Linked DNA regions of Homo sapiens: all the other regions are linked to region 2. The links are chromatin loops, found by intact Hi-C in ENCODE. Cell type or tissue: gastrocnemius medialis. All regions are shown on one strand.

Region 1 (8,000 bases), 150 kb before region 2:
ACCGGTAGAAGGATGTTAAAGGGAGAGGTAGAGACAGTTGAAGATTAATCTTGTGCTGGATGTGGCTTGTCTGCCTCTTCCCCTGCTCAATGCCTCATGAGTACCTGTTTTGTCATGGAGGCAAAAACAAACCTGTTATCTCAATCAGTAAAACTCCCTCTGGGAGAACACTTCCCAGGCTGGGAGGGGTCAAATTTAGCGGGTACTTGGGAAAGAAACAATATTTCCAGCCCTCTTTGCATTAGAAGATTTAACTTTGGGGGTTGCTGGGTTTTTGTTTCGTGGGTGTGGGGCAGAGGTGGTGGTAAAAATAGCCCTCAGGGCCCTATTAGAAGCAACCAACCAGCAACAAAATTCATGTGTCCGGATATCTGGGGAAGCACCACATGTGTGAAGGGGGTGGGAATGGGTCTCCTGTTTCTCACCCAACTAGGGGAAGTCAAATAGAGCTACCACAATCAGACAACACTGTCCGGGCATGGTGGCTCACACCCGTAATCCCAGCACTTTGGGAAGCCGAGGCGGGCAGATCACTTGGGGTCAGGAGTTTGAGACCTGCCTGGCCAACATGGTGAAACCCCGTCTCTACTAAAAACACAAAAATTAGCTGGGCCTGGTGGGGTGCACCTGTAATCCCAGCTATTCGGGAGGCAGAGGCAAGAGAATCGCTTGAACCCAGGAGGCGGAGGTTGCAATGAGCTGAGATCGCACCACTGCACTCCAGCTTGGGCAACAGAGCGAGATCCTATATCAAAAAAAAAAAAAAAAAAAGAATCAGACAACACTAAGTGGTTACAGACCTATTTCCAACACTTTCTATTTGAAGTGCTTCATAAACAAGTCTGGGAAGAAGAGGAAGTCGGGAGGAACTACAGTCCAAAGCTCAGTACTGTTGGGGTTAAGTTTCTGGCCATATTCAATTTGTCCATTCCCCTTTGGAGGGTGGGTTCTGAGTTTGCATATGAGATAATGGACCAGGATGGGGGCATTGGTGACAATTGTCAGTGGTAAAAAAAATAAAGCAAAGGACTTCATGGCCACGACCTCTGGCTGGCAGTGGGTTGCCAACCCCAGACTCTGAAGGGTATTTAACACCTATCAGTCCCCATACTTGAGAGAAGAGAAAATCGAGCCTTTGGACTAGGGCTGCTGAACTTGTGTAGGGCAGGGCTTATGCCTACTGTCCTTCCCTCCTCCACTACAAACTAATCAGCTATTTGCTGAGCTGTTTTACCCACTGGCTTGTGAGCTCCTTTCTGTGTGCCCAGGCACATGATGGGTGCTCTAATAAATTCATGCAAATGAGCCCAGGCTTTGTAAGATGGGGCCTTATAAGTACTTCGGCCCAAAGAGACATGGGAAATCATTCTACCCCACATCTTACCTTGGCCCTCCTAAGCTACAGCTTCTGTACCAGCTCCAATTCACTAAGCAAATAGTTCTTTTCTCCCTCCCCTCCCTTCCTTTCTTCTTTCCTTCCTTCCACTTGTAGTCTGGGTGGTGAAGGAGCTTCCTAAGGCCCTTAGAATTTAATACAGTGAAAGGATTAAAGAGCTAGGAGTCAGTATACTTGGATTTAAGTCCCAGCACTGCCACTGTGATTGACTGAGTGACCTTGAGTGAGTCCCTCACTCTTTGTGGGTCTCTTGGTGTCTTCACCTCAAAATAAAGTGAACTCTGTTGAGTACTTTTCCAACTGTGCTCTTTGGTACCATAGAGTATCATTTCTCAAAGTGTGACACAAGGACATGAGACAACGTTAGGTGTTGCCAGAAGCAAATTTTAAATTACAATAGCTGTGGATATATTTTTAATATGAATTAGAAAAAAATATACCTAAAACATTAAGTCTGTGATGTTACATAGGATGAGGCTGAATTTATTTAAGAAAAAAGTGAGTCAATTTAAAGAAACATATTAAATATGAACACTGAAGGAACTAAAAATATTTTACCCCAAAACATATTTCTTTGACACATTTTGAGATGGCTGTCAGGGGGCCAGCAAACAGAAGTAGCCCCGCAAAGCTGTCCTTTGTGGGGGAGATTTGCACTTGTAGAGAATCTGCATTGATGCAGCCAGGCCTTCCCTTGTCCAAATCTAGGAAAGACTGAGAGTCTGACACCTTAAAGAACCGAAAGAAACATTTACCATCTGTTCTCTCTGAAGGTTGCTACCTGTGAGGTTTCATCTACACAATGAGACACTTTTGCTAGACAGGCCTCCTCTTCTCTCCCTCCGATAACCTGTCTTGGCATTATAAACTGATTTACCACCATTACCTCTTTTGGCCATTCTCTGGGCCCCATTCTTTCTGTAACCTCAAGATGGTATATAAGCTTCTGCACCCCAGTGGGGGAGTTGGGCAATCACTCTGTGATGCTCCCTGTGTACACGCTAGTAAATCATATGTCTTTCCTCCTATTACCTACCTTTTTTGAGTTGATTTTTCTGCGAGCCTTCAGAGGGCAAAGGGGAAGTTTTCCCTTGGCCCCTACAACAAGCTGGCTGGTAGATACAGATATAAAAATCATATGGGAGCTCTGGGCAGAACTGAAAGTTAGGCAACACTGCTCTAGAATTCTGAAACATCCCTTCAGAGCAGGGTTGAGCCCAGGGCCTCCCAATGCCATGAGTTGCACTTTTTTTTTTCTTTTTTTGAGACGGAGTCTCACTTTGTCACCCAAGCTGGAGTGCAGTGGTGCGATCTCGGCTCACTGCAAACTCTGCTTCCCAGGTTCAAGCGATCCTCCTGCCTCAGCCTAGCAAATAGCTAGGATTATAAGCGCAGGGCCACCACACACTTTTAATTTGAAGAAAGAAATTTGTGGCTAAAAAAATATTTGCAGCAGGCATGGTGGCTCATGCCTATAATCCCAGCACTGTGGGATGCCAAGACGGGAGGATCGCATGAGCCCAGGAGGTCAAGGCTGCAGTGAGCCGAGATCGTGCCACTGCACTCCAGCCTGGGTGACACAGCGAGACCCTGTCTCTCTCTCTCTCTCTCTCTCTCTCTCTCTCACACACACACACACACACACACACACACACACACACACACACACATCCCCTGAAACAAAAGAAATCCCAAAACTTTGGCCCAGGAAATCCTGAAGGTCCCTCCAGTGCTGACATTCTAAGACTCTAAATCACCACAGCACGTCTTGGGTGTTCTTCTGGCCTGAGGGGTAACTTGATGACTCTAAGTCAAGTGATTTGGAAAGCTGCCCACTTTACTGCAGTCCACTACAGGCTCCAGGCAAAGTTATGGGGAGAAATTAGGAAGCTGCCATTCAAAGTTAGTCTTAAGGGTGTGGGTAGGGGTAATAGTCTCCAGAGTCCAGGTGCCCCCTAGTGGCCAAAGGCATAAAGGGCTGTGGATAGAGTGTTCCTTTGGGTCTAGATTGGTATCCATTTAGGGCAACCAGTTCCAGAGCATGGTTTTTCTCAACCATCCTCAGAGACTGTGAGTTTGTGGGTCGGGGGAAAGGAGGATGAACCTAAAAACCCTTTATAGTTCTGGCCATTATACCTGACCAGGCTGTATTCCTTCTTCAACCCAAAAGCAGAATGATAGAAAAAGGCTCAGTAAATCCTGAGCATAACCCCAAATTCAGATCAGTTTGCTTAACTCCCAAGTCCTCTCAAGAAGGGGCTATTGGTGGCTCATCAGGTTCATTTTCCCATCCTGACCTGTAGTCTCAGAAGCAGCTTTCCAAACAAATAACCACTTGCTAGTTCAACAGCACCAAGGGAGCCTGGGAAGGTTTTAACACCTCCTCTCATAATTTACATTAGTACTCACATATCCATGATATTGACAGTTGGTGTTTTCTCAAATTTAGGTAATATGCTTTTGCAAACACATCTTGAAAAACCGTTCCCTAGTCCCTTCTTCCAACCAGTACCCCCTGCCACCCTTAAAAACTGTCTATTTGGAAATTCCGAAGCCATTTCAGGCTTCATGTAGCACTCATAACTCTTTGCTTTGGCTAGCAAGGTGTTTTCAAGATTAAGGTATATCAGGCACCAAAAATAATAAAGTAGGAAACTCCAGATCTACATTCCTCCTAAAAAGAAACTAATGCGCTAGAAAAACTGTCAGAATCAGCTTTTGAAGGACGCTGGAATCTAGTCAAAAACTTACAACAAGGGGAATACTTGGTGAAGAAAGATGTTGCTTTGTGGTAAGAGACTGTTGTGGCATTTTAAATCACCCACTTATCATCCCCCATGCCCTAGATCAGCAGTGGCTGTGAGGACAGTAGATGGCACTCTTGGTGCAAGTTGCTAGTTCCAGAGGGAGCAATATGAACCTTACTCTCAAAGAATTGTGGTATGGGCCTCCACCAGCCTGGAGGCTCCCTCAAAAACTGGCAGGAAGGTTTTCCTATGTTTCACCTGACTCAGAGTGTTTGCAGGGCTCCAGTGGCTTCCAAGGAGGCTGTTACTGAAAGTATTTAAAGGCACAGGTATTGGCTGCAGCAGCCTGGGGTTAGGGATAACACTTGAGACAAATGATAGACACACCTAGAAGCCTGGGAAAGAAGAGATTGGGACTGAAGATGTGTATGGGAAAAAGAATTTTTAAAAGCTCCTATGTACACCAGGGAATCAATAAAGCCACAATCATTCCCAGGGGAGGACACATGCTTGAAAAGACTGGAGAAGAACCTAAGCTTTCACCTCAGGCAGGCCTTCAGGCTCCACATATGCAGGAAGGGAAAGCTGAGGCAGAGTTAGGGCCAATATGTGGAGACTGGGATAGTACTCTTTCCTTTCTTGTTTTTATTTTTTAAAATTTTTATTTCAATAGTTTTGGGGCAATGGGTAGTTTTTGGTTACATGCAGAAGTTCTTTAGTGGTGATTTCTGAGATTTTTGTGCACCCATCACACAAGCAGTATACACTGTGTACAATGTGTGTAGTCTTTTATCCCTCACCCCACTTCCACCATTCCCCTAGTCCCCAAAGTCCGTTATAGCATTCTTATGCCTTTGCATCCTCATAGTTTAGTGAGAACATACAACATTTGGTTTTCCATTCCTGAGTTACTTCACTTAAAATAATGGTCTGCAACTCCATCCACGTTGCTGCAAATGCCATTATTTCATTTCTTTTTATAGCTGAGTAGTATTCTATGGTGTATATATACAACATTTTCTTTATCAACTCGTTAGTTGATGGGCGTTTAGGTTGGTTCCATATTTTTGCAACTGCAGATTGTGCTGCTATAAAGATATGTGTGCAAGTGTCTTTTCCATATAATGACTTCTTTTCCTCTGGATAGATACCCAGCAATGGGATTGATGGATCAAATGGTAGTTCTGCTTTTAGCTCTTTAAGGAATCTCTGCACTGTTTTTCATAGTGGTTGTACTAGTTTACATTCCCACCAGCATTGCAAAAGTGTTCCCTTTTCACTACATCCACACCAACATCTATTTATTTTATTTTTAAATTATGACCATTCTTGCAGGAGTAAGGTGATATCACATTGTGGTTATAATTTGCATTTCTCTGATAGTGATGTTGAGCATTTTTCATATGTTTGTTGGCCATTTGCATATCTTCTGTTGAGAATTGTCTATTCATGCCCTTTGCCCACTTTTTGATGGGGTTATTTGTTTTTTTCTTGCTGATTTGTTTGAGTTCCTTGTAGATTCTGGATGTTAATCTTTCATCAGATACATAGTTTGTGAATATTTTCTCCTACCCTATGGGTTGTCTGTTTACTCTACTGATAATTTCTTTTGCTGTGCAGAAGCTTTTTAGTTTAATTAGATCCCATTTATTTAAACTTTGTTTTTGTTGCATTTGCTATTGGGTTCTTGGTCATGAATTCTTTGCCTAAGCCGATGTCTAGAAGAGTTTTTCCGATGTTATCTTCTAGAATTTTTATGGTTTTAGGTCTTAGATTTAAGTCTTCGATCCACCTTGAGTTGATTTTTGTATAAGGTGAGAGATGAGGATCCAGTTTCATTCTTCTACATGTGGCTTGCCAATTATCCCAGAACCATGTGTTGAATAGGATTGTTTTTCTTTTTTTCTTTTTTTTTCATTTCTTAGCTCTAGTCATTTAAGGGAACTCTGAAAACACCAACCAAACAGTAGGCTAATAGAACAAAGAACTCAGTGGTCACATACAACAAAAAATACTAAAGTAGTTGGGGAAAGTCACTAAAGAAGCATACAATGACAGCCCACAATAGCCAACAGAGACAAACCTTGGGGAGGGATAAGAATCTGGTTTCCAGAGTTGTCATTTTATAATACCCAAAATGTCCTGTTTTCAAAAAAAAAAAATGATGAAGCATGCAAAGAAACAAAAGAGAAATTAATAGAAAATATCCATGAAGAAGCATACACATTGGACTTCCTAGACAAAGACTTTATTTTTTTTGCACTTTAACCATAATAATTTCATTTACATTTTTAAAAACCCTGAAGGTAAAATCTAAAAGAGTAACATTTCTTCCTTCTGTTGGATGTATATACAAAATTTTATAGGACTGTGTAAACTTTGACATATTTTAAGCTTATAAAACAAATAAAATAGAAAATTTACCTAAATCCAACCTATTACACAGTTCAACTTCTATAATACTAATAGTGCTGGAAATCTACACACCCAATGCTGAAACTGGTATGTTCCACTGGACCTTGAAGACAGAGAGCCTCACCAATGCCTCACAAAATGCAAGGTAGCTTTTCCTCTTGGTCATGCATAATGTCATGGTAGAAACTCTAGCACACTCCCAATTTTATGGCCTCAGTCTCCCTAAGCAAATGCCACTTTGTAATGATATTTTCTTTCTTTAGTCATCAGCTTGTGCCCTAGTGTAGCTGACGTTTATGGGATATACATGTATGTGACTGATGCAATTTGATTATAATATATTATTTTACATGTAAGTGGCCGTACTATGTTTGAAATATAAGTGTGGGAATGACTATAGCCATATGATTTTATGGTTTTTTATTTTTAAATAGACAAAGATTTTAGACCCACATTCTTAATATGCTCAAAGAGATCAAGGAAACCACAGACAAAGAACTGAAATAAATCAGGAGAATGATTTCTCAACAGATAGAGACCGTTGATAAAGAGAGAGAGAAATTATAAAAAGAAACCAAATAGAAATTGTGAATCTAAAAAATACAAATTGGCCAGGCATGGTGGCTCATGCCTGTAATTCCAGCACTTTGGTAGGCTGAGGCAGACAGATTGCTTGAGCCCAGGAGTTTGAGACCAGCCTGGGCAACATGGCAAAATCCTGTCTCTATAAAAATTACAAAAAAATTAGCCAGGCATGGTGGTACACACTTGTAGTCCCAGTTGCCCAAGAGGCTGAGGTGGGAAAATCACCTGAACCTGGTAGGTCGAGGCTGCAGTGAGCCATGATCATGTCACTGCACTCCAGCCTGGGTAATAAGGTGAGACCCTGTCTCAAAAAAAAAAAAAAATACAGGCTGAGCAAGGTGCCTCATGCCTGTAATTCCAGCACTTTGGGAGGCCGAGGCAGGTGGATTGCTTGAGGCCAAGAGTTCGAGACCAGCCTGGCCAACATGGCAAAACCCCATCTCTACTAAAAATACAAAAATTAGCTGGGTGTGGTGTCACACGCCTGTGATCCCAGCTACTTGGGAGGCGGAGACACGAAAATCACTTGAACTTGGGAGGCGGAGGTTGCAGTGAGCTGTGATTGTACCACTGCACTCTAGCCTGGGCGACAGAGCAAGACTCTGTCTCAAAAAAAAAAAAAATACAATAACTGTAATGAAAAATTCACTGGAGATGTTCAACATCAGATTTCAACAGGCAGAAAAATCAATTAACTTGTTAGGTCAATTGAGATTATCTAGTCTGGAGAGTAGGAAAAAAAGAATGAAGAAAGATAAACAGAGCCTAAGGGACATGTCAGATACCATTAAGGTTACTAATATATATAGCCCAAGAAGAGGGCCCCAGGAAAAGAAGAGAGCAAGAAAGGGGTAGAG
Region 2 (8,000 bases):
GCCACTTTGCTTAGAGGGCATTAAAGGTGCCATGAAAGGTAGACTCTGAACCACTTTGATCCCTCTGAAGTAGGTGACTGATGCCTCCTTATGCCCAGGCTCTGGCAACAGTCTTACTGAAGAACATTCCCAGTGCCCCTGGCTAGGGGCAGAGGGCACTGCCAGGCTGTGTTCAGTTAGCACAGCTCACCTCATTAGGAGCTCAGCCTCTCTCCTCACTCTGCCTCTTTGTGTCTCTTTTTCTCCTCTCTGAGCCTTTGTCTATTGTGTTCCTGTCACCCACCCTTTCATCATCTTTTTGCCAGGCATTCCTGGCTGTCACTTGGAGCCAACAGTAACTTGCCACCTTAAGGCAGGGTCATCCCCGGGCCAGGAGGATGAGGTTGTCCTGAGGGGCTCCAAAGAAGACAATAGTTCCCACTCATGATTTTCCGTTACAAACAGGCAGCTGGGGCATGGTTGGCCTCCAATGATTTCATTCAAGGCCAAAGTCCTGAGCCCCCTCCGCTGGTCCCAGTCCAGCTCTTATCAACTCCCCAAAGGAAAACCCACTGGTTCTTAGCTCTGTGGGTAGGAAGGGGCCCTAGAAAGGGCCTAGTTACTATCCTGTCAGTTCTAACAGTAGTGGAACAGGAGAATCTGGGCCCTAGGAGCCCTGTAACTCCCAGGAGAGACCACTGAAAATACTGGAGCAACAATGCCCCTGCTTCCATTTCTCCCCACCTCACTCTCACCAAGTCACCAGAGGGTGGTTCTGTAGGACCTCTTTTGTTGCTTAAGATGCAGATGGCTCTTAAGAATCAGGCAGTCGCCCACTTCTCTCCAGATGAAGGGAAGACATTCATAGGTCCCAAATCTGCCCATTCAGATGTCACATAATATGGTGGGATATCAATTTACTTCTTCCACACATGTGGTTGTGCACATGTGAGCTTGTGTGCTTTTGGAGAGAATGTTGATTGGCAAAAGCAGCACAGTATTAATATTTAGAGTAGGATGCAGCCTCTTATGCACCACAGTTAAATCTAGAACGAACAAAATTTCAGAGCTCAAGACATGGGACATTTAAATCCTCAAGGAGTTTGGAACAAAATAAACAGATCTAAAAATTTGGTTTGGGTATGTATGTTGCCTACAAGGAAGAAATAGTCTTAACCTGATTAATAGCAGAAAGTTTGACTTCAGAGCTGAAGTCTCCTTTCAAATCAAATTTCTGCCAGGTTCTATGCTCTCTGTGAGAGCAGACATTAGAAAAAGAGCTATATAGGGGTTTGGAGTTGGTTGACTATTTGAGATTGGATTTTTAAACAAGCTCTGAAGTGGAAAAGTGGTTACTTCACAAAATGAGAATGTGGTTACTTGCTGAGTTGGAATGGAGGCCCCACCAAGGCCACAGCCTTGCTACAAATGTGCCATATTGAAAACTGGCATTAATAATAATCCAATTCAGCTCTCCTTCCCTCTCCCTTATGTTATTGATGGGGAACCTAAAGGGACTTATATGGCTGGCTGACACAGCCTGGCAGTGACAGAGCCTGGAATTAAGGATGATGCAGGAGACAGACCTATAAGAATGACAAAGCTGAGAGTAACCTTAGAGTCTCCCTTGTCCATCCTGTGCATTGAATTTAAGTGGAGAGACTGAGGCCTAGAGGTAGGAAGAGACTGCAGTAGGTTCACACAGTTCATCAGTGACAGAGCAAGATGAGACTTGAACTCATGTCATTGACTTCCAGTACAGTTTACACCCCTGGTTTTACAGATGAAGAAACTGGCCCTAGGAGGGATAAATGACTTGCCCACTTCATTCAACAACTGTGTACCAAACCCATTTCCATAAGTGTGTCAGCAGGACCAGCTCTGAGCAAAAATGAAAGTTTAGCAAAGTTTAACTTTTAGCATACCCCATGTCTTCATGATTACTCTCACCCGCAACTGACACATACTTTTGGTATTCTGTCTCCCAGTCACTCCAGACCATGCAATCTTGGCTTGGAGACCTGGTTTCACCTACTGTCCCTCCACCCCCAGCAACTCAAGAGGTACAAAAAAAATCCATCTCCAAATGGCCACATACTGGGCAGGGCAGGGGCAAAGAGAAGTGACTGGTTTCCGGTTGGAAGAAGGTGGTTTACCACCCAGCTCTTGGCTATTGTTTCTCCTCAGACTCAGTGTAGACACCCTCAGGCTGGCTTCCTCATCTCCTCCCACTGAGGCTAATTACTCTGTCCCATTGCAGGGCCCCAGGCTCTCCCACCTAAGGTCTGCCCCGCTCCCCTAGCCCCTTCCCCAGCAGCCCCAAGGGTCCAGTCTGTGTTTGATCACCCAGGATTATTAGATTTCAAAGCTGTGGAATCCCATAATTTTTACGAGCATATGCTCTCCTCTAGGGTCTTTTCACGTCTGAAAAGGCGGCCAGCAGCTCCCTGCCACTTCTCCACAGTAGCAGTGCAGGCCAGCTGACAAGGATTACAAATCCCTAGTGTCTCATAGCTGGCGCCTAGATAGTGTGGGTGACGGGTAGAATAAGAGCCCTTGAAGCAAGTTCAGAAATTCTAATAAGCTGAAATGCAGCAGAGACTGCAGAGGCACAAGGAAAGGGATTAGATACCCAAATCCTGCAGGGGTTCAGGAGGCTATGCTTCAAAGCCCCTTTGATTCCTGCCTTTCAGCTCTCTCTAGCGGTCACCAAGCGCAAAGTTCTATGCCTGGTTTTCAAGTCATTTAAGCAGTCTTTTCTAGAGACCTGCTGCGTGTCAGACACTCTGCTAGAATCCGGGAACTTCAGGAATGAAAGGAACATAAGTAGAAAAAAACCAGAAGAACACAAAGAGTTTGTACTACCTAACTTCCAAGATACCCTTTTCTTCTCTGGGCGCCAGTACCCAGAGAGTACCGACCTTAGCGCCAAAATTCGGTCCTCTCTGAGGCAGATCAGGAGCCACCACGCCCCCAGTGAAATGGAGGCGGCAGGAATCCCACCCCCAACCCCTCTTCCTCTCCCCACGACTATCCTCCCGGGGGCGAGAGTCGCCCGGAAGAACTACCCGCGCCTCGGCATTGGTTTCCTGCTGAGCCCCAGCCGGATAAAATTAGTCGATTGCTCACACTAACAAGTGTCAGAGTCCGCGTCCAGCTGAGTGGGTGGGGAGAGCAGTACTGGGCCGGGCCGCATTCCCGCCCGGGCCTGTCAGAGCAGCGGACAGACAGCACCTGTCGTGGGCCTCCTCGTTCCCTCACTCCTGCCAGAGCCTGTGGCCCCCCCGCGGAGACCGGGGACTACACTTGGGAGCATCTTTCCCCAACTCTCGTCACCGCAGAGACCGCGCCGAGCCCACCTGCCAAATGTTAATACACTGGAATGCCAGGGGAGGGGAAAAGAAGGTTGCACTTCTACTCTCCTTTCCCACCACACACCCACCCTTCACTGACCTCGCCACGACTGGGCCCTGGCATCCGGGCCTGGGGGTGCTAATCGACACTATTTCCCGCCAGGTCCCCATGCCCACTCCACACTCTGGGACTGCCTGGGGGTGGATTTGGCCCTGGCGGTCGCTCCTGGTCCTGCCGCTGGCCTCCGGCCACCTTGGGCGGGGACGCGGAGAGTGGGGTTGGCTCCTCCCCCGCCGCGGGTCTCCATCCATTTCCCCATTTGGGAGGGGTAATAACCCGGGAGCCGCGCCACGGAAATGCATCTTCCCCTGCTATTCAGACGGGAATCCGCCCACCCATGACAACCGCCCTTCCCGCCTAGGGAAAGGGGGCGGGAAGACCTAGCCTCGGGCCCTGCCAACTGCCAGCAAGCCAGACGGATAGACAGCAGCTGCTGCGTGTCCGAGCTCAGCTCCTCCTCGATCCCCCGCCCTCTACCTCCCTGCTCGCTCCACCGACACCAGGGGCCGTAGCGGCGACGGCGCCCCACCCCCAGCGCTCGGTCCGGAGCCCTCGAGGTGATCCGGGCTGGGCCTGTCGAGGATCTTTTACAATCGGCGGCCCCCTATTCTCTCCCGACCGGCCTCGTCCCTAGCGTCCCAAGAGCGGGATCAGGCGGCTGCTAGCGAAAGACCTACAGGAGCCCAGACTCGAGGCCCGCCAGGATGCGGAGACTGAGGGCGGGTTCGGCCGCCAGGAAGCGCTCCCGCCCGGGGCAGCAATCCTCCTCCGCCCTCCTCTGCAACCTCCAACCCGGGAGGGCCCTACGGGGCCTCCTCCTCCACACAGTGGGTCAGCCCAGTGGGGCTGCTTTCTGCCAAAGACTTGGCCCACCCTTCAAGCGCCCCTTCCCCCAGTCTCCATAAAAACTCTTTCAGAACTCCGGGGAATCAACCATGCTGGTGGGAGCTCCCAGCTCAGGCCTACTCCCCCATCTCACAGTTCCCGATCACACAGGGGAGCACGCGGGATTTCCTAGGCTTGAGAACCCTCCTCCAAGCCTGGACGGAGCCTCAAGAGTGGTGAGAAGGACCAGATTGACTCGAAGAGCCGCCCTCCTCAGTTTGCTCCTCTCCTACACTCCTCTACCCTAGTCTCCACCGACCTGCTTCCTTCTGCGCTTGCCTAGTGGGGGGTGAAGGAGAGGACAACTACCTTCACTTCTCCCCCCAACTTTCACATACACCCTCCGTCCCTTAAGGTGGAGTCTCCTGGGAGGCGGGCAGCCTCGCAGATCCTTCTGCCTTAAGGCCTTGCAAAGGCAGAGTTTCCTCCTGTCAGTCTGGGGTCTTCCAGCTCCCTGCCGCATTTGCCACCTCCTCCCACACTCCTTTCATCCTTCCCCGCAGCATATCTGGACATAGACCACCCCTCGACCCCGCAAAAAACAAAACAAAACAAAACAAAACAAAGCCTTGAGAAATCTCCAAACACCTGTGCGTGGACGAATTACAGTTCACAGTTGCTCCTATATCCCTCATCACAATTGGCCCTCCCCCCAACCGTGGGAGGCAACTGCTCTTAAGCCGGGTTATAGTTGGGGGAATTGAGGACCGGGGGGAACTGAATGTGGGTTTTGAACGCTTCTGCAAGGCCCTTTCCACCCCACTTCACAGAAAGTAGGGAAGTGAGCAAATCTCTCATTTTCCCTGACTTCAGAAAGCCTGCTTGCTGCTCCTGGAGTCAGCACCTGCTCCTCCCTTGTCCACTCTATCCCCCAATGAAGGCACTATTTGGGAGTGGCACTACAGCCCCAAGATGGAGGCATGGAGGGCAGCAGAAGCCGAGCCACAGTCCTTGTGCACCCCCTGGACTTCCCCAAGGAGGGCATGTGGAAGAGAAAGTCTGCCTTTCTCTGGGAGTATGGGTCATTGTCTTCTAGGTTCCTCTCCCCCTTAACATGGAGGAAAAACTCCAAAATAAGCTTGCGTGTGCTCCACTCCCTCAGTCCTTCTCTCATGATTCAATAAAATTATCATCACTGAGGGCTAATTTCCAGGGCTTTGCTTGATGCCCACAGGCCACAAAAGGAAGAATTCTTTGGGCTGGTTATTTGGGGACGGGAGGGTGAGGAGCAGCTCATGGGAGGCTCTGCTTTCGTGAGAAAGGATTTGCATGTCTAAGAGGTCAACACAGCTAGTCCAGGGCTTCCTCTCTTCCAGACTTCCAGCCCTGCATCAGGCTACAGAGAGGAAATGGCAAAGAGCAGCAAATATTATGCAAAAGGGTAAAGGAGCTCCCAAGCTAGGAGCTGGGAGCTCCTGGGAAAAGAAAAGGGAAGAACATGTCTAAACCCCTGCCCACAGCTGGGCGTGGTGGCTCACGCCTGAAATCCCAGCACTTTGGGAGGCCGAGGCAGGCAGATCACCTGAGGTCGAGAGTTCGAGACCAGCCTGACCAACAAGGAGAAACCCCATCTCTACTAAAAATACAAAAAATAAATTAGCCGGGCGTGGTGGCACATGCCTGTAATTCAAGCTACTCAGGAAGCTGAGGCAGGAGAATCGCTTGAACCTGGGAGGTGGAGGTTGTGGTGAGCCGAGATCACACCATTGCACTCTAGCCTGGGCAACAAGAGCGAAACTCCATCTCAAAAAATAAATAAATAAATAAACCCCTGCCCACACACCTCAGTGAGGTGGACTTGTTCTGTATGTGCCTCCCAACTGTGGCCTTTACCCTCCACCTCAACTTGCCTGATCCCAGTTGAGAGACTCCTCATATCCACAGGGGAGTTTGGTGTTTTCTAGCAGCCCCTACCCCTCAGTACCACATTTTTGGTAGTCTCTAACTCTCCAGATCCCAATAAGTTCTAGCCTAAGCCTTTCCTTCAGGCTGAATAGCTTCAAGCATCCAAGCCTGGTCCCTCCAAGATGAAGACTCACCTGTCATCCACAAATGGCTGGGCCTAGAAAACAGGAGGAGCTGTTTCAGGGAAAGTCAAGTTCCATGCAAAGCTAGTTCCTTTCGGTAGTTCAGTAAATAGTTGTAACCGATGAAATCCAGAAACACTTTTAATATGTTGACAAAGCACAGGAGCTTCAAACCAACATACCTTATTTACCTTTTTCTATCCAACTGATTTCTTCACAGTTTTTGGTTAATATCCTTATAATATGTTTGTTTCTTATATATTTTCTTCTACAAACCATCAGAGGCTGCTAAATGTTTGAAAAACAATATAGGCTTTACACCGATACAATGAATTGGAAGAATTCCCAATATCATTGCTTTACTTTGGGGTTTTGTTGTTGTTCCTATTCTGTTCAGCAAATGGAAACATGATGTTGAGTCTGAAACTTCCAGACAAAGCTGGGAGGCCCAGCAAAAAGAAAAGCCAGAGAAAGAAAGATGGAGATGAGGTCAGAGAAACAGGAACACAGGCATGACCACAAACCAGCAATGCATCAACTTTTGATCAAGGTCCTTTATGCAGTCTAAGGGTGGCAAAGGCACATTATAGAAAAGCCTTGGCTGGGCGTGGTGGCTCATGCCTGTAATCCCAGCACTTTGGGAGGCCAAGGCAGGCAGATCAATTGATGTCAGGAGTTCGAGACCAGTCTGGCCAACATGGTGAAACCCTGTCTCTACTAAAAATACACAAATTAGCCGGGCATGATGGCTTGTTCCTGTAATCCCAGCTACTCACTAGGCTAAGGCAGAAGAATCGCTTGAACCCAGGAGGTGAGCCAAGATTGCGCCACTGCACTCCAGCCTGGGCAACAAAGCAAGACTCCATCCCAAAAAAGAAAAAGAAAAAAGAAAAGCCTGGTCTGCTCACTACTCTATAACCTGCATAGTAAGAAGCTCAACTGGTGGTTGCCAGGGATTCCTTTCTGGAACTACCTTCTCTTTACATTTTCCTGGAAACATGACCTACATGACCTTGGTGATATCATTGCTGCTTCCCATGTAGTAAGTCTAATTTCCTAGACACTCCCAATGAAGGATCAATAGAAGGAGTTTATGTTCTGTTGTTTGTGGGATGAAGCAATCTCACCTAATCACCCTAAGCTCTTGGTTGGTGTAGCGAGCTCCATGGAGAATTTACCATTTCAGGGAGTTCTGTTAGGTGAGCCTTTACCCATGTTTCATCCTTGTGTGTCTTGAGTGACCACTGTTCCAGAGCTTACTGACATTTCACCATGCACTTGAGGTGAGAGCATTATCCTCAGCCTCACTGTCAACCTACCTCTCCTTCTTGCTAAAGCTGGGAGCACACCCAAGACTCCCTAGGGCCCAGCTCACCCTTTTCTTTGGGATATAGCCCTCTCGAAAACTTCAAATTTTGAGACAGGGGCAGTGGTAAAACAGAGAAACTTTAAGGGGAATAAAGCCATCTGTGCCTAGCTGATCAACAGCTCTGCAGTTTCCTTTTTTATATATTGGAAGTAAATGCTTAAATAATTGGTTATTTTGGCTCGACATATTTTATTGCACCTTTAAAGAAGGATGTGTGCTTGAGACTGGGTGGGTGTGGCCTGGCTGATCTGGCAGTATACAGGTTGTGGGTGGAAGAGCTTAAGAACATACTTGTTTCTCTTATTCTGTGATCCTATGCCCTAGGG
Region 3 (8,000 bases), 120 kb before region 2:
CAAGACTAACTTTGCTATCTGTTTTGTTTAACCTACTCTGGAGAGTCAAGAACGGTATGGGATCTCAACTGGAAGATAGTTAAGAGAATGGTTGGTGAAGGCCGAGAGACCAGCAGACGCTCATAAGTCATGGAATGGTGGCTAACCAGTGTGTTTGCAGCATGGTATGAAAGGGAGAAAAGGGTGGGAAGAAAATGACAGGGAGTAATGCTAGAGTGGTTGAATATGAGCCCCTCAGAAACAGGCACCAGGTCTTTTATGTTTGCGTTTGGTATACAGTACAGAGCCTGACACATAGAGGTTCTCAGTAAATGATGAATGAATGAATGAATGAACAAATGAGGCTGGTCCCAAACCACAGAGGACCTTTCATGCCTGGCTGAGGAATTTAAACTTGAAAGTCAAATGGACAATCATTGAAGATTTGTAAAGTAGAGGAGTGTCATGAATAAAATCGTACTTTAGAGCTATAATTGACAGGATTGTTTGGGGGCCAGGGGAAAAGAGACAGGAAGCCACAGGCACTTCAAACCTGATTCAGCTCCTAATTCCCAATCTCCATTAACACTATACCATCCTTTCCTTTACTCAAGCAAGAAATGTCAGTTTCTTCCCTTTCTCTCATTACACAAATCTGTTCTATCAACTCTACCATAACAATGATTGACAGAGATATCCCTTTGTCTCCATTTCCATAGTCAGTGCCCTATTTCAGATGATCACCTTTTTTTCTTCTTTTTTTAAGACAGAGTCTCACTCTGTCATTCAGGCTGGAGTGCAGTGGTTCGATCTCGGCTCACTGCAACCTCTCTCGCCTGGGTTTAAGCCATTCTCCTGCCTCAGCCTCCACCATGCCCAGCTAATTTTTGTAATTTTGGTAGAGATGGGGTTTCACCATGTTGGCCAGGCTGGTCTCGAACTCCTGACCTCAAGTGATCTGCCCGCCTCAGTCTCCCAAAGTGCTGGGATTACAGGCATGAGCCACTGTGCCCGTTCCAGATCATCAACATTTTTTTTTGACTTAGTCTATTGGTTCGTTTCCTTACATCTTATCTTTCCATGCCATCATCTAAACCGGCAGTCGCCAACTTTTTGGCATCAGGGACTGGTTTTGTGGGAGACAATTTTTCCACGGGACAGGGGTTGAGGGGGATGGTTTCAGGATGAAACCGTTCCACCTCAGATCATCAAGCAGTTAGATTCTCATAAGGAATGCGCAACCTAGATCCCTTGCATGCGCAATTCACAATAGGGTTCGCACTCCTATGAGAATCTAATGCTGCGGCAGATCTGACAGGAGGCAGAGCTCAGGTGGTAATGCTCACTCACCTGCCGCTCACCTCCTGCTGTGTGACCTGGTTCCTCACAGGCCATGGTCTTGGTATCAGTCTGTGGCCAGCGGTTTGGGGACCCCTGATCTAAACTGTCACCACAATATTCTTTCTAAGATGCAGTTCTGATGTTACTCTCCTACTCAAAACAGTGGTGATCTTGTATTATATATCAAAAATAAAGCGTTTACCTCTTAGCATGGCATTTAGTAACTCTGCAAAGTAGTTTGCAGATAAACTGAGGCTCAGAAAGGGAAAAGAAATTGCTTAGGATCATACAGGCATGCAGCGGTAGAACCAAGGTTAAAACCCTGGTCTCCTGATGCCAGTGATTTAGCCGTTATAAAGTATCTTCTAAAGAGGGGAGAAATGGTAGTACTGCATATGTTACTAGAATGGTGAAATGGCAGTTACATAATTCTGTCTTCTGGGTGGGGCACATACTTTGAAACCCACACAAATGAGCAAAGATCCCTGTTCTACCTCTTACTAGCTTTGTAGACTTAAAACAAGTAACTTAGCCTCTTGGAGCCTCCATTTCCTCATTTACAAAATGGGAACAAATCATCCCAATCTTATAGTAATGTTATGAAGATTATATAAGATCTCATATATAAAGGGCCTAGCACAGTGCTAGATTCACAGGAGATTCTCAGTGAGGGTCATCACCCACCCATACTCCCATTCCAGTGATCTAAAAACCAGTTTAAACAATGAGGGAAGTAGAATTCAAGATAGTAAGAATCTAGATGGATGCAAGATTCCAGGGTCTATTCCTAGTTCCGGGGTAGGAAATAACTATTTTTAGGGTCTTCTTCAATCAGGTTCCCTGCAAGTGGAAACCAAACTAGTGTTCTCCTGGGGCAACAGGTGGTCATATGTATGGGGAGACCCCTGACTAAAAAGCAGACCTTAAGCCCCGGTGCCCATAGTGTCCATGACTTGTCACTCCTCGTAGCTGAAGCATTATGAATTTTTATTAAAATGTAAACGTTTCCTAGGAGAGGCAGACGGCATACATATTAACTTTCTGGCCTGATTAGCCTTCACTTCCCTCTTTCTGTGAGTAGACTCTATAGCTCTGTGCTTTGAGCTCAAAGCATGCTCTGATGTAGGGGACCACCTTCCCCTACCCTTGGCCTTTTAAAATCCTACTCAACATTCCAGGCCTTGCAGGAACGGTGGCTCATGCCTGTAATCCCAACACTTTGGGAGGCCGAGGCGGGTGGATCATTTGAGGTCAGGAGTTTGAAACCAGCCTGGCCAACATGGTGAAACCCCATCTCTACTAAAAATACAAAACTTAGCGGGTGTGGTGGCGCACGACTGTAATCCCAGCTACTCGGGAGGCTGAGGCAGAAGAATCGCTTGAACCAGGGATCGGAGGTTGCAGTGAGCCGAGATGGCGCCACTGTACTCCAGCCTGGGCTACAGAGCGAGACTGTCTCAAAAAGAAAAAAAAAATTCCAGGCCCATCTTGAACACCACCTCTTCCAGAAGCCCACTGTGATAGTGCAGTCAGATCCTGCCTTCCCTCCTCTGTCTCCTCCCAGGGAGCCTCAAATCCTAGACTCTTTTGGTGAAACACAGGGAGCATGAAGCTTCTCGTTATATGGAGACCTGCCTTGAATTCTAGCTTGTCCTTGACTTGGCCCATGATCTTAGGCTAATAAATGCCTTGACCTCGTTGAGCCTCAGTTTTCGTGCAAAAAAGCAGGTAATAATAAACCTTAGGGCAATAAGGGACGTGCTCTGTTCGGGCAATGCCTTCCCTGCTGAGTGGCGTGGCCCTGTGATTTTTGAATTTGGCTGATTCCTCTCATATGGCAGCGCAAGCCCCTCAGGACGTCTATATCCTTCCACCCAGCTCCGCCAGCCCTCAGGTGCTTAATGACTGTATTTACAGGCATCTAGCGCAGCCACGCAGCCCCGGAGCTGCATCACCTCTGGCTATGCAGTCTTTCACTTATCAGGAGGGTTAATGAGATGCAGGGTAGAAAGGTCTTGCCACTCGCCCGCCCGCTCGTGGAAGCCGAGTAGCTTGGTAACGACACCACGACTTCACGTTTAGTGCATTAGACGCGTAGACCCTTAGGGGAGGCAGAGCTTCCCGGTATCGCCGAGCGGGCCCTGAGGGCTGAGGCTGGGCACCCCTGCGCACCCCTGCTGAGTGCCCGGCCACCAGAAAGACAGATCCCCCACCTTTCCTTCTCCCTGACCCGGCGCGCTTCCTGGGGAACAAACTCTCCCTTACCCTCAGTGGGGCTGGGGCCTCAGTCTGCGACATACAGTGGGACTCCCATGTCTGCATGCCTGAGGTGGGCGGAAGGGGGCGGTGGGTGCTGGGAAGACATCCGTCCGCTTGCAGCTCCGCTGAGTCTCCAGCACCTGAAAAGCCGCGGCCGAGGCCTGAGGGACCAGCCCAGCCGAGATATCGGGGGCGGGGCAGCCCAATCCCAAACTGGCGGCTGGACCCGACTCCAACTCGTTCCTCCTAAGTCCGGGACAGATTGTCGGGAGGAGCTTGAACTGAGCTTCGGCTCCCGACTGGGCCTGGGCCCGGCCCCCACTGGTGCCACCTCCCTCCCTTCCTGGCCCGGCTCCTGGCCCACACTCGGCCCTGGCCCGGCCCTGGCCCGGCCCAGACCCGGCCCGGCCCTGGCCCGGCCCAGACCCGGCCCTCTGAGGCTCCTCCGGGCTCCAGGTTGGCGCAAACAAAGCCCTGATTGACTGCCCGGAGGGGCGGGCCTCGCTGCATGGCCGCCTCCTCCCCTCCCAGGCCGCCAGGGATTTGCCGGGAAGAGCGGGGGCAGGGGGAGACTCCCGGGGGTGCGCAGGACCGCGGGGGGCCGAGTCCTCGGGCTCGAGAAGATTGTGTCCACCCGCTGTCCGAGGCCCAGGCTGTCCCCTCAGGTCGTCCTCCTCAAGTCCAAGGAGGGACATGGGAGCTCCTGAGGGCAGGGTGGGGTTCCTCGCGGGCCAGCTGTCGTCCTAGGGTCCCCGGTGCCACCTCAGTTGCGGGCTGCTTGTGAGGAAGGAGGGTATGGGAGCAAAAAATAGGAGGGGTCTTCCCGAGGCTCGGGGTTGATCAGTGTCGGTTCTAGAGCCTGCGGGGAAAAGAGGGCAGGAGAACAGGATAGTTTGTGCTTCCTTTTTTCCATTTTAACTTTTCCTCTAACGGGCATCCGGGCAAGAACAGGGTTCAGTAGTTTGGGAAGGGAGCTGGGGGAGGCAGTGGCGGCTGGAGTAGGTAGGCGAGTAAAAGGAGGAGGAAGGGCTGGGGAGAAGAGCGAGGCTGTAGCGGCTGCCTGTTGAGGGAGGAAGAGGTGGGGGGTGTGGAGGAGGGGGAGGAGAGAGAGATGACATGGGGAGAGGAGGAGGGGGGTTGGACGTGGGAGGAGGAGGAGAGGGCTCGAGGGACCGTCTGTCGCGGGACGGGCTGGCCAGCTGGGGCGCGGAGCCTGGAGGAGGAGGCAGCGGCAGCGGCAGCAGCAGCCCTCCGAGCAGCAGCAGCTGCAGCAGCAGAAACAAGTACCAGCCACAAAGCGGCTCCTCTGGCCCAAGCAGCCACAGTCCCCCCGCCGCGATGGCGCTGCAAAGCCAGGCGAGCGAGGAAGCAAAGGGGCCCTGGCAGGAGGCAGACCAGGAACAGCAGGAGCCGGTGGGTAGCCCAGAGCCGGAGTCTGAGCCGGAGCCTGAGCCCGAGCCCGAGCCCGTGCCAGTGCCCCCGCCCGAGCCCCAGCCGGAGCCCCAGCCCCTACCGGACCCCGCACCCCTGCCGGAGCTGGAGTTCGAGTCCGAGCGGGTGCACGAACCCGAGCCCACGCCTACGGTAGAGACCCGCGGCACCGCGCGCGGCTTCCAGCCTCCCGAAGGTGGCTTCGGCTGGGTGGTGGTGTTCGCTGCCACCTGGTGCAACGGCTCCATCTTCGGCATCCATAACTCTGTCGGGATCCTCTACTCCATGCTGCTAGAGGAGGAAAAGGAAAAAAATCGCCAAGTGGAGTTCCAAGCAGGTGAGTGGCCCCGCACGCCCCACTTGGCATTTTGGGCAAGGTTGGCCGCTCCCGCTGCCACCGACCCCATACCTCCCGGTCCGAGGCGCCCCTCCAACGCGCCTCTCCGACTCCTCCCCTTACCCCTTACCCCTTGCCCCTTGCCCCTTTCCATGGCTCTCCTAGGGTGCGGGTTGCGGGGCTTTGGGCAGCTTGGACTGGGGAGACTAGGTGCAAGGCGTCCCGGGGGTACGAACTGGGACATTCATTGATCCTTGGCAAGCAATGGACTTTTTTTTGCCCTGGGACAAATCTAAATGCACCTTTCAGGTTTAAGGTACCTTTGCCCCTGTGTGCTGGGGGAAAATATTTGCAGGACTTTTTTTTTTTTTGGAGGTGGGGAGAAGTCATGAGGAGAGGAGAGAATTGAGAGGCGGGGCGGGCTCTGAGAGAAGCACTGTACCGCTGATCTCCGCAGCAGCCCCCCGGTTCCTTTGGGGAAACGGAGGTGTTTTCTGTTAAAAACACTTTAGGAATCCTGATGACTATGAGCGAAGAGTCAAACACATGGCAGGCGTGCGTGTCTGCAAGAGAGAAAGGGAGGGAGGGAGTTCGAGTCGGGGTGTGAGTGCGTCTCTGGCCGCCGCCGTTACGGCCCAGCTGGGCCCGGCAGTCCTCTGCCGCCCCGCGGGAGTGAATGGATCTCCGTGCCCTATGAGCCGAGCCCCAGAGCGGGCGGGGAGGCGGTCTCCGCAGTCTCCTGCCAGAGAGGCGTGAGGCCGCAGGCAGGCTGGGCCCTGCTGCTCACTCCGCACCGCCCCCAACTTCAGCCCTGCCTTCCCCGGCAACCCGCGCCTCTCTGCTACCGGTGGGGTGCCTCGTTCGGCCTACAGCCTGAGTGCCAGACCCGCCATTCCAGCTTTCCCCTGGAGCTGACTTGATCTCAGACAGAGTTGGGGGGCATAGCCCTCGCTTTCCAGGCCAGTGGACGCAAGACCCCAGGCGTGTGCGCTCTTCTCATTGAGGCCGCCTGTGAGCTGGGAGAAGTCAGAGGAACCATCTCGCTTTCCCAGCAAAGCCGCTGGCGAAATCCCTCAGCAGTTCTGGTGAGGGATTCAGACGAAGACGGGGGATTGGGATGCCCTCTCTGGCAAGGCTTGCTCCCTCTCGTGGCTCCTCAGGACAGCTCGACTCTTGCCACCAGCCCCAAGTTCACAACTCAGAATATGTGGCTTTTCGCAGTGTTGCCCTCGGACTGAGGAGTTCCATCCTCTCGCCAACCTCCAACCCCCACATATTTCTACTGCCATTTGAGGGGACCTGGGAATTATTAAGTGAACATAGAAACCTTGAATTCTGGAGTGTCCACCTGTGGATTCCCTGGGCCCTCTCCAGGACTTGTGGTTTTAGTTTGCAGCTTTGCTGGACTTCCCTGGCAGAAGGGGCTTTGGGGATCTTGGTGCCTCAGACCTTGTGATCCATTGGCACAGCAGCGGTGTGCAGGCCCCGATGAAGATAGTGCGTCAGTGGTTGTCAAAGGAAGTCTCTTGACTACCCAGGCCCACTGTGATGCTGGAATGGAGGGGTCCTGGGACAGTGTAGAGCAACTTCTGCGGGGAAGATGGCTGCCACAGTCACCCCTGGGACCACCTTTTTCCCTGCTTTGATGCAGTTCAGGGGCTCCTGGGAAAGCAGGCAGTGTAGGGACTCATGCTGTTGCCTAGGTTACCTCCAAGGGCACCTGCTGAGCATTGCCCTGTGGTTGAAGGCAGGCTGTTGGCCTTCAGGATCAGTGAGTGGCAAAGTCTGAGTGAAACTTGATGAGAAGCAGTAGAGGCTAGGCTGAAGCTAGGCCCTGGCATTTATATGGTGTGAGGAGGCCTAGAGCTGTGATCTTAGGAGTGTATAATAAAACTTGGAAAAACCACTATTTTACCAGGAAGAGGCTCACTGCTGGGGAACAGACTTCAAAGTAGGTGATCATAGGGGACTCAGGGGGAGGGCTGGCTGGGACTTTCCGGTCAAGACCTCACAGTGCAGCTAGAGGGTGGGGGTGGTGGTGGGGGTGCAGTTGGCTATGCAGAGGTGTGGCTAGTGCATACTCTGACACAGACCAGGTTCACTGAGGGGCTGAGGTCACTGGTTTAAATTATAGTGAGTATAGGTCAGGAAGAAACAGAAAGGAATTTGGTATGTCCCTAGGGTCTCAGAATACTTTGGCTTGGGTCCTTGCTGTGGTGTATCTTGAACTCACTGACATTATTTTTTATACTAGAGGTTCTTAGGGACACCACAGTTTTTATTTTGGAAAAGTCAGGAACACCCTATCACATGGAGCTCCTAGAAAATCTCATCCTCAGTACTACCTTTGCTGAGCTCTTCAACTTTCCCAAGCAACCATTCAGATCCTGAGATTCTGAATGTCTTTGCCTGCAGACACTTTCTGCTGTTTACTCAAAATTTCCCAGCCGTCTGTGCCACAGCACTGGTGTCTCAAAGGGATAGAAGAAGCTAATAGAAGTTTGTGTCATTTTTATCAGCCAGTATTTGTCCAATAGCCATTCTGGGAGAAACAGAATGTACACCCCCACGCTCAAGGAATTTGGTGCATCGTCCATTTTTATTAATATCTGACATGACTTCCATCTCTAAGAGTCTATGAATTTGGTGTTTG

The links. Hi-C counts contacts between places; a loop is a spot of excess contacts. Peaks named below come from ENCODE experiments on the same cell type or tissue, not always from the same donor. Only the 100,000 strongest peaks of a DNase experiment are listed, where the experiment ranks them.
Region 1: it touches region 2 in a loop (4-fold over the local background); 57 of 110 quality-filtered maps call a loop at or near these places.
Region 3: a loop joins it to region 2, with 15 times the contacts of the local background. A loop is called at or near these places in 40 of 110 quality-filtered maps.

What each region holds. Positions count from the first base shown.
Region 1 is chrX:74,379,524-74,387,523 of GRCh38, forward strand. No RefSeq gene overlaps it. Among named protein-coding and RNA genes, the nearest start is that of SLC16A2, 38 kb to the right of the region's middle. RefSeq lists an enhancer at 2,468-2,968. In gastrocnemius medialis, CTCF peaks have their summits at 3,357 (motif pointing left), 4,235 (motif pointing right) and 4,434; a DNase peak (open chromatin) is centred at 3,341.
Region 2 is chrX:74,532,805-74,540,804 of GRCh38, forward strand. SLC16A2 (solute carrier family 16 member 2) reads left to right here. Exons shown (of 6, transcript NM_006517.5): 6 at 1-1,112. Among named protein-coding and RNA genes, the nearest start is that of RLIM, 78 kb to the right of the region's middle. In gastrocnemius medialis, a CTCF peak has its summit at 3,539; DNase peaks (open chromatin) are centred at 3,167 and 3,777; H3K4me3 peaks cover 2,435 bases; H3K27ac peaks cover 2,646 bases.
Region 3 is chrX:74,416,721-74,424,720 of GRCh38, forward strand. It overlaps SLC16A2 (solute carrier family 16 member 2), which reads left to right and starts at 4,773. Exons shown (of 6, transcript NM_006517.5): 1 at 4,773-5,347. The coding sequence starts at 4,918. LOC105373252 (a long non-coding RNA gene) reads right to left here and starts at 3,928. Exons shown (of 2, transcript XR_007068267.1): 1 at 3,586-3,928. In gastrocnemius medialis, a CTCF peak has its summit at 6,484 (motif pointing left); DNase peaks (open chromatin) are centred at 3,731, 4,061 and 4,671; H3K4me3 peaks cover 3,536 bases; H3K27ac peaks cover 2,037 bases.